Regions from separate parts of the Homo sapiens genome. Here region 1 is linked to region 2. Evidence: chromatin contacts called from ENCODE Hi-C or POLR2A ChIA-PET data. All regions are on one chromosome and are shown on one strand. Each heading gives the region's core, a stretch centred on a gene start or an enhancer-like site at or near the end of the contact. The rest is flanking DNA. Distances are from core to core; before and after follow the strand shown.

Region 1 (4,731 bases), core at 1,365-3,864, 46 kb after region 2:
AGAATAGTACCAACAATAAAAAGGAACAAATTATTGATGCATATAGCAACACAGAGGAACCTCAAAAATATGCTGGCCAGGTGTGGTGGCTCACACCTGTAATCCTAGCACTTTGGGAGGCTAAGGTGGGAGGATCACTTGAACCCCGGAGTTCGAGACCAGCCTGGACAACAAAGTGAGACCCTGTCTCTACAGAAAATTTTAAAAATTAGCCAAGCATGGTGGCATGCACCTGTAGTCCCAGCTACTTGGGAGGCTGAGGCAGGAGGATCGCTTGAGCCTGGGAGGTCAAGGATGCAGTAAGCTATGATAGTGCCACTGCACACCAGCCTGGGCAACAAAACAACACCCCGTCTCGACAAAAAAAAAAATATGCTAAATGAAAGATGCCTTGCTCAAATGAGTACATACTACATGTTTCCATTTATGTGTTCCACTTGTATGAAATAGGCAAAACTATGATAGAAACAAAATCACAACCAGGCACGGTGGCTCACGCCTGTAATCCCAGCACTTCAAGAGGCTGTGGCAGGTGGATCACGAGGTCAGGAGACTGAGACCATCCTGGCTAATACAGTGAAACCCCGTCTCTACTAAAAATACAAAAACAAAATTAGCCGGGCTTGGTGGCAAGCGCCTGTAGTCCCAGCTACTCGGGAGGCTAAGGTGGGAGAATGGCGTGAACCTGGGAGGCGGAGCTTACAGTGAGCCGAGATCACGCCACTGCACTCCAGCCTGGGCAACAGAGTGAGACTCCGTCTCAAAAAAAGAAAAAAAGAAAAAAAAAAAATCACAACAGTGGTTGTCTTTGTCTAAGGTTGAAGAACCAAGAGGCATGAAAACTTTTTCTGGGAGACGTAATGTTCTGTTTTGATAAAGGTTTAAGTTATACAAGTGTATGCAATTGTCAAAACTCATAAAATGGTACCCTTGAACTTGTGCATTCCATTGTATATAAATTTTACACCCTTCCCCAAAAAGTATAAATACTGAATTCTAGTTAATGTTATATAAGCAGAAATATTCAGAAGTATACTGATGTCTACAACATACCTTGAAGTGAGGCAAAAAATTAAGATGGATTGGCCGGGCACAGTGGCTCACGCCTATAACCCCAGCACTTTGGGAGGCCAAGAGGTCAAGAGATCAAGACCATCCTGGCCAACACAGTGAAACCCTGTCTCTACTAAAAATACAAAAATTAGCTGGGCGTGGTGGCGCATGCCTGTAATCCCAGCTACTCGGGAGGCTGAGGCAGGAGAATCACTTGAACCCAGGAGGCAGATGATGCAGTGAGCCAAGACCACGCCACTACACTCCAGCCTGGGTGACAGAACAAGACTCTGTCTCAAAAAAAAAAAAAAAAAAAAAGGAAATTAAGATGGATTAATGACAGATACAAGAATGGATAGATGGATATGCAGTTAAACAAATATAATAAATAACCATTATAGACTCTAGATGATATATATGTATATATTCACTGTTTATTACAAGTTTTCTGTACTTCTGAATACTTTCATAGTAAAATATTGGGAAAAATTTTTTTTTAATTATGAGTTACAGCCAAGCAGTGGCTCATGCCTGTAATCCCAGCACTATGGGAGGCCGAGGCAGGTGGAATGCCTGAGGTCAGGAGTTCAAGACCAGCCTGGCCAACATGGTGAAACCCCGTCTCTGCTAAAAATACAAAAATTAGCCAGGCGTGGTGGCTCACACCTGTAGTCCCAGCTACTGAGGAGGCTGAGGCACGAGAACCGCTTGAACCCAGGAGGCAGAGGCTGCAGTGAGCTGAGATCATGCCATTGCACTCCAGCCTGGGCAACAGAGTGAGATTCGATCTCAAAAAAAAAAAAAAACCAATAAATAAATTATGAGTTACTAAGTGGACAGTATACACCAGATCAGTAATAACAATAGCTGATACTACCACCATTAACTAAGTGACTACTATGTGTGAAACACTATGGTACATACTCACATATGTTATATCTAATCCCCAACACAATCCTGCAAGGCAAGTAGTATTATCCCCATTTTCCTGATGAGGGAACCAATTCACAGAAAGACTAAGGAACTTATTAGAGCTTCATACAGCTATTCAATGAAACTGGCAGGACTCTAAACCCAAGTCTGACTCCAAAAGGGCTGCTATTCCATTATACCACTCTGCCTTAACAATCAACTCCTTGGATTGGGCCTAATTTTTTTTTTTTTTTTTTTTTTAAGATACAGAGTCTCAGTGTTGCTCAGGCTGGCCTCAAATTCCTGGGCTAAAGCAATCCTCCCAACTCAACCTCCCAAGTATCATTTTTTTTCTTGGATTTCAATAGAAGTTTGTGTTATTGACTTGTAGGCATAAGTGGGTTAATGGCAGGGACTTTGAAAAGCCCTTTCACTGTCATTCCATTATGATAGTCTATAATAAGGCTGCTACTATTCTTGTCTCCTTTCAGCATTATAAGTGTTTTACAATACGAGAAAGGAATGCCACAACCATGACACAATTTTTTCAAACAAAATTCTTTACCTCATTTCTCGTTCTTCATGTTGAGCGATAAGGTTGCTATAAAAATTCTCCAGTGTCACTTTGGTCATTGTCACCCTTTCCTTTGTGTGGTTACTCATGGATGAGCAAGGTGTTGAGCCTGTCATTGCCATGGCTGCTAGAAACAAAGAAAAGAAGAGGTGTTAGATTTGGAGTTAGAATCCACCCAGTGTGCACTCTCCTACCCTATTGGTAGGAATGTAAATTGGTGCAAGTTTTCTGGAGGACAAACAGGTAATATGTAACAAAAGCCAGAGAAAGAGAATACTTAGTGAAAATAAATATAAATTACTGTCCTATGACCCAGAAATCCCACCCCTAGGTATAAAGACTAAAGAAACCGTCACACAGGCTTCTAAAGTGACATACACAGGATGTTCAGCACAGAGAGGATGTTCATCATGCCTTAATTTGTGTTATGGGAAGTTGGAGGCACTTAAGTAAGAAAATAAAGAGCTGTGGCTGCATAGGAAATACCATGCAACAACCAGAAAACCAGAAGCAACTTTACCTGTACCTGTAAGTCACACAAATATATCTTTTTTTTTCTTTTTGAGATGGAGTTTCGCTCTTGTTGCCCAGGCTGGAGTGCGACAGGATGATCTTGGCTCACCGCAACCTCCACCTTCCAGGTTCAATCGATTCTCCCACCTCAGTTTCCCGAGTAGCTGGGATTACAGGCATGCGCCACCACACCTGGCTAATTTTGTATTTTTAGTAGAGACGGGGCCACCTCGGCCTCCCAAAGTGCTGGGATTACAACTGTGAGCCACCGCGCCTGGCCCACACAAATATATCTTTATTTATTTATTTATTTGTTTGTTTTTGAGAAGGAGTCTCGCTCTGTCGCCCAGGCTGGAGTGCAGTGGCGCGATCTCCGCTCATTGCAACCTACACCTCCCAGGTTCACGCCATTCTCCTGCCTCAGCCTCCCAAGCAGCTGGGACTACAGGCGCCCACCAATACACCGGGCTAATTTTTTGTATTTTTAGTAGAGACGGGATTTCACCATGTTAACCAGGATGGTCTCAAAACTCCTGACCTCATGATCCGCCCATCTCAGCCTCCCAAAGTGCTGAGGATAACAGGCGTGAGCCACCGTGCCCAGCCCACAAATATATCTTTAAAACATATTAGTGCAAGTGCATATTGCATTTTTAAAAAGAGAACAAGATCACAATACCATATAGATAAATTAAGAATATATAGTAAACCACACGCCTGTAATCCTGGCTTCCTGGGAGGCCAAGACAGAGGTCTGCTTGAGTCCCCAAGTTTAAGACTAGCCTGGACAACATAGTGAGACCTAAAAAAAAATATACAGTATGCATACAGTACAATTCTTTGCCATCTAAAAATCTACCTTGAAGAAATCAAAGACCCATAAAAATTCATCACAAGGAGGTGCAATGCAGCATTGTAATCACAAAGGGAAATTAGGGATAACTTGAATATACACAATAGAATTAATTCAGTATGAAAAAGCCCTTCAATAAAATAATGTGCAGACAATTAAAATATGTCCAAATAGTTAATGTCAGAGGAAATGTTTCCACTCTAAGTCAACAGAACACATTACAAAGCAGAATGTATATCACGATCTCAATTTTCTTTATGTGTTTACTGTATATGCACATAATTATTAGAAACATATCATCAAAATGTTATTAGTGGCTTACCTGTAGGTAGTGGGAATAGAAAATGTTATTCTTGCTTGTGCTTTTTCCATGTTTTTCTTTTTCTTTTTTTTTTTTTTTGAGATGGAGTCTCACTCTGTCGCCCATGCTGGAGTACAATGATTCAATCTCAGCTCACTGGAACCTCTGCCTCCCAGGTTCAAGCGATTCTCGTGTCTCAGCCTCCCAAGTAGTTAAGATGACAGGCACCAGCCACTGTGCCCAGCTAATTTTTTTTTTTGTATTTTCAGTAGAGACGGGGTTTCACCACACTGGTCAGGCTGGTCTCAAACTCTTGACCTCAAGTGATCCACCCAACTTGGCCTCCCAAAGTGCTGGGATTGCAGGCATGAGCCACTGCACCCAGCCCATGTTTTTCTATATTTTCTTCCATAAGCATATACTGTTACCAATAACTTTTTAAGTTTATCCACAGTTAAAAGAAAAATCTATGATTAAAAATGGTAATCTGATACATATATGCTCTGACACAGCCTTAAGGTATTT
Region 2 (4,630 bases), core at 299-2,798:
TCAAGCGATCCACTCACTTCAGCCTCCCAAAGTGCTGGGATTAAAGCGTGAGCCATCATGCCCAGCCCTTTGAAAGTAATTCTAAGAGCAACAATGGATCAAGCTGGTATCCACCCATCAACAGTCAGAAAAGCAGCCTGGGTAATTTAGATGCAGGGGAGAGGAGTACTAAATAAATGCCAATCAACCAAGCCAACTACAAAGAAACAGGTACTAAAGAAAATTGTGATGCATTCCTGAACTGGGAGACATCAAATGATATGATTTTGGTTTCATTTTAGTATGCAATTTTCTAACTACCCCAATGAGAGTAGGAAACAGAATTTCTGTCAACAGGATCGACACTGAGCCAGTGTTGCCCAACATGTTTCTTAGGATTCATAAGCCTTAGAAAGACATTACCCATTCTGGCTGCATTTAGCTTCCTCTGCCTGCAGTTTCTACTCTAGCTGGTCTTTGCCCCTCCCTTCTGGACTCCTTGAGGTGCTTTTCCCTACCCAGAAAGGGGCTAACAAGTGGGGCATATGGGACTCCTCCAGCATACAACATCTCAGAGACAGAACCCTGCTCTGATGGACACAGGGCTGAACAATTCCATCTTTTTTTTTTTTTTTTTTTTTTTTGAGACGGAGTCTCGCTCTATCACCCAGGCTGGAGTGCAATGACACGATCTCAGCTCACTGCAACCTCCGCCTCCCAGGTTCAAGCGATTCTCCTGCCTCAGCCTGCTGAGTAGCTGAGACTACAGGCTCGTGCCACCATGCCCAGCTAATTTTTGTATTTTTAGTAAAGACGGGGTTTCACTATGTTAGCCAGGATGGTCTCAATCTTTCCTGACCTTGTGATCCCCCTGCCTCGGCCTCCCAAAGTCCTAGGATTACAGGTGTGAGACACCACACCCAGCCAACAATTCCATCTTATGAGCTCATGAGATTCCTCGTTGACTGCAGGCTGCGAAAAAATGGGGCTGGGCTGTAAAAGGCTGTACAAAAGGTCCACCAGATGACAGCACTTTTGTCAGGATGTGTGTGCCCTTGGCCTTACTGTGAGGGGAGGGCCCACTGCCCTGCAACACTGAGGTGGGTGGAAGAAGCACATGCAGTCGGGGCAAGAGAAGTCTCTTCATATGGACAGTGATTCAGGAGACTAGCTCCCTAAGAACAAAAGTCAGTCCCAGCTTCCCTGAGATGGAAAAGCACTTTGCATGAAGATGGTGATACAGTTTTGAAATTAACACTCGAAATTAGGCGTTGTAATGGTTTGTGGACAAAGGGGTTAAAAGCAGCCATCAGCACTCTGCCTCTAAGTTATATGCCACTATCTGCTTTAAATCACATCACAATCCCCTCTCAGCCTTTTTGCTAAGATCAAATGCAGTATCTGTTCTTATCAGTTTAATAAATCACACCACGTATTTCCACTACTGTTTTTACACAGTTTATTCAGAAGTTTAAAAGTTAAAATGTGGGCATTTTCCCCTGAAACAAATCATCCCCTGCCACTCCCCAACACAAAGACTCTCCCAACACCGCAGTTCCTTCTCTTTACCCAGGCTTACCACACATTCTTGCAAAACACACAGGAGTCAACACCCCAACTATTTGGTAATACAAAGAGACTACAAAGTCACACAAAAGAATCTCATTTACTTCCTTTTCACTAGCAGGCTATGAATGAAAGACTGAGAGGCAAACACATCACCTTCATCCAGAGTTGACACTTCCCTAACCTTTTTTCTTCCTCTAAGAGGTTAAAATCCAAAGTAGTTTCACTGACAACTGTAACTCTGATATTCCATTTTTCTCTTCTGAATGGCTAAGCTAGGACATACTTTCCTTTCAAAGCTGATCTTCAGAACCTCAAGACTGGCAGAAAGCAGGCTCCCAGCTGCAGCTCGGCCACAATACTTTGCAACAGGCAAAGTTCCCACATAGGTGCAAATGATGCTTTAAGAGTTATCAAAACTTTTTAAAAAATAATGCATTAATATGGAGCCTCCACATTTTTCTGACGAAATTCCTCTAAAGGTGGTGGCAGCTGTGAAACAGAAGGCACTTTGTGCTAAAATTCAGAGGGTCTCTCAAGAGAGAACGCCACAGCAGAGAGACCCAATCCGCCTAAGTTGCAGGCGACCCTTTAGGGTGGGGAGGAGTATCCCCCAGGAAGGCATCTGCAAAGGAAAAAATTGTAATCATGATTCCAAGGCAAAATGGCTAAAGTTGGGAGAGAAGAAATACCAAGAGAGAAGACAAAACATGGCTGTGCCAAGGACTGAGGAGTGAGCTTTACAAGGACTTGTCAGCTGGCTCTGTACTTCTATTGGGCTGGTTCCTTCACCATTTCCAAAGGGGTTCTGGAGACCTTGCAGGAACAGGAACAGCACCTTAGCCAAGAGGGTTCCAGGCCTCCTGCCTAGGCCTGGGCTCTCCTCGTTAGGTTCCCAGGAATAAATTGAGTTCCCATTGGCAGCACTTGCAGGTATTGCTAGTCCACGGCAAGATCTGTCTTAGGGATTTTCTGGTACAGCCGTGAAGAGAAAGTGAGGGTTTTCCACATAATCCGGGATTTCTTGGCAATGCCCAAAGACTTTCTGGGCCTTCTAAGAGCAACAGTGGATCAAGCTGGTAACCCCCATCAACACTCAGAAAAGCAGCATGGGTATTTTAGATGGGGGACAGGAGGAGATAAATCAATGGATTGACAGTCTTTATCTTAGTACCATAAATAAAGTGCACCATGAATGGAGGCTATAAGCCACTCGCCTGAGGCTGAGGTATGGGTAGAAACTACCATCACCACCCTCAGGGTGGCGGATCATTTCCTTCAGCCAGAATCCTGGCTGCTGAGACTGTCTTTATTGCTTTATTTCCTTAGTACTATGGAACTTTTAGCTATAAAGGAAATACTTGGTGGGCTTGGCAGAGAGCGTGTCACAAAATTACAGGAACTGGCTGATATTCGATGACTATACACGACAATCTCAATAATGTTGGATGATGGCTGTTTTTCCCCTTCATTCTGATGAACTTAGGAAAACTCAAGTTATTTTTAAAACACCTATCAAATTGGCTCATGATGCTTCTCTTCCAAAGCAGGATAGCTGTTTATGGCCGACGTAGTAGAAATGGTTGTCTTTGTTTACAGTTTTTCAGATGCATTATGGAAGAAAATCCTCTTACTACCACATTTCAGGAGACTTTACTATGACATATTGGTGGGTTCCATCAACTTCTTGGAAGCTCTTCAAGAGTGTGAGAGGAAAAGCATGATGTTATACAAAGAACTCTGCTCCACATAGGATTCCGTGGCAAGAGTACTATTTTGCTGCTTTCATGTAGGAAGGTATTGCCCCCCTTGCAGTCAGGCCCTCAAAGCGCTTGTACGTGTAATTGATGAAGACCCAGTCTTTGTTCTTGTAGTCAGTCTCAGGATGATTACTTGTGGCCACTGGGAAAGAAATAGATGTGAGAGTTGATTCACTGCCTTGCCTCCAATGGACTGCTCACGGTGCTGAAGACAGGACTATGAAGAACACACCAGTTTCTATTTGGGAAAGCTTATTTTTCACTCTATGAATTTTTTTTTTTTTTTTTTTTGAGACAGAGTCTTGCTCTGTCGCCAGGCTGGAGTGCAGTGGCGTCATCTCAGCTCACTGCAACCTTGCCTCCCGGGTTCAAACAATCCTTCTGCCTCAGCCTCCCCAGTAGCTGGGACTACAGGCGTGTGCCACCATACCCAGCTGATTTTTGTATTTTTAGTAGAGATGGAGTTTCACCATGTTGGCCAGGATGGTCTCGATCTCTTGACCTTGTGATCTGCCCACCTCGGCCTCCCAAAGTGCTGGGGTTTCAGGCATGAGCCACCGCGCCTGGCCTCACTCTATGAATTTTCCACATTTTCTTGCTCATGTTCTTTAAATCTCATATTTCTTCACAAATTTTTTAATGTTTTATTTTCCCATTCCTGTCATTTCAGATTACCTAACACTTAGTAAATAACAAAAGAACAGATTTTTGTGACTTACTCACCCAGTTGAGCAGTCTAAACATGGGAGCTGATACTCATTTTCCATTCACCAAGGTTTCACCACTACCCAGCATTAGAATTAGAAAAGTACTTACAAAGAACCTGAAGAAATGAAATTCCTCTCCATGTTCACTACCCTGATTTGTAAACATCATCCCAAAATTGGGGGTAAATAATGTGCTTATAAGGCAGCAGGAGACAATGCTGGTGGTGTTACCTGTTGGCTTAAGAATATCAGATTCTGGAAACTCATCGAAGTTTGAGGTATCATCAATGCTTTTGATTTCAATAGATATTGCAGCAGGTCTCTCTCTGCCAAGAATACACATGCCAAAAATTACTAAGTTAGTAATCAAATGGATCATACCAATCAAGTCTTTCTCCAAAAAAGACCCCTGGTCTGACATGAGAAGACTCTTCACTGGCAGGCAGCATTTATTTTCTCTGAAAAACTTATAAACACTGACCAACCAAGCCAACTGACTGTACCCAAAGTAAATTATGATTTTAAAAAAATAACTCAATCATTCATAGCTAGAAAGAAAGATAAGAATAACTAAAACGTGAAGTTAGTGCAACTCCCCCCATGGCCTGGCCTGTCTAC

The links. A loop is a pair of places that touch in the nucleus more often than their neighbours do. ChIA-PET counts read pairs that join two places held with the same protein, here RNA polymerase II (POLR2A). Pooled maps may share reads with other maps.
Region 1: a map of ovary shows a loop between it and region 2 (5-fold over the local background). The contact joins two enhancer-like sites. A Hi-C loop is called at or near these places in 5 of 168 maps with a recorded cell type or tissue (CD4-positive, alpha-beta T cell, CD4-positive, alpha-beta memory T cell, CD8-positive, alpha-beta T cell and 2 more), 1 of 37 single-sample maps with no recorded cell type and 6 of 50 pooled maps. POLR2A ChIA-PET finds 5 or more read pairs at or near these places in 19 of 52 experiments (AG04449, CD4-positive, alpha-beta T cell, CD4-positive, alpha-beta memory T cell and 14 more).

What each region holds. Positions count from the first base shown.
Region 1 is chr6:36,537,542-36,542,272 of GRCh38, forward strand. STK38 (serine/threonine kinase 38) reads right to left here. Exons shown (of 14, transcript NM_007271.4): 2 at 2,531-2,666. The coding sequence starts at 2,661. Among named protein-coding and RNA genes, the nearest start is that of STK38, 7.6 kb to the right of the region's middle. Within about 2 kb of position 2,615, at least 3 of the 41 ENCODE cell types and tissues checked have a DNase peak (open chromatin) inside an H3K27ac peak, as active enhancers do.
Region 2 is chr6:36,492,468-36,497,097 of GRCh38, forward strand. STK38 (serine/threonine kinase 38) reads right to left here. Exons shown (of 14, transcript NM_007271.4): 13 at 4,244-4,338; 14 at 1,425-3,447. The coding sequence ends at 3,317. It also overlaps the pseudogene LOC124901558. Among named protein-coding and RNA genes, the nearest start is that of KCTD20, 52 kb to the left of the region's middle. Within about 2 kb of position 1,549, at least 2 of the 41 ENCODE cell types and tissues checked have a DNase peak (open chromatin) inside an H3K27ac peak, as active enhancers do.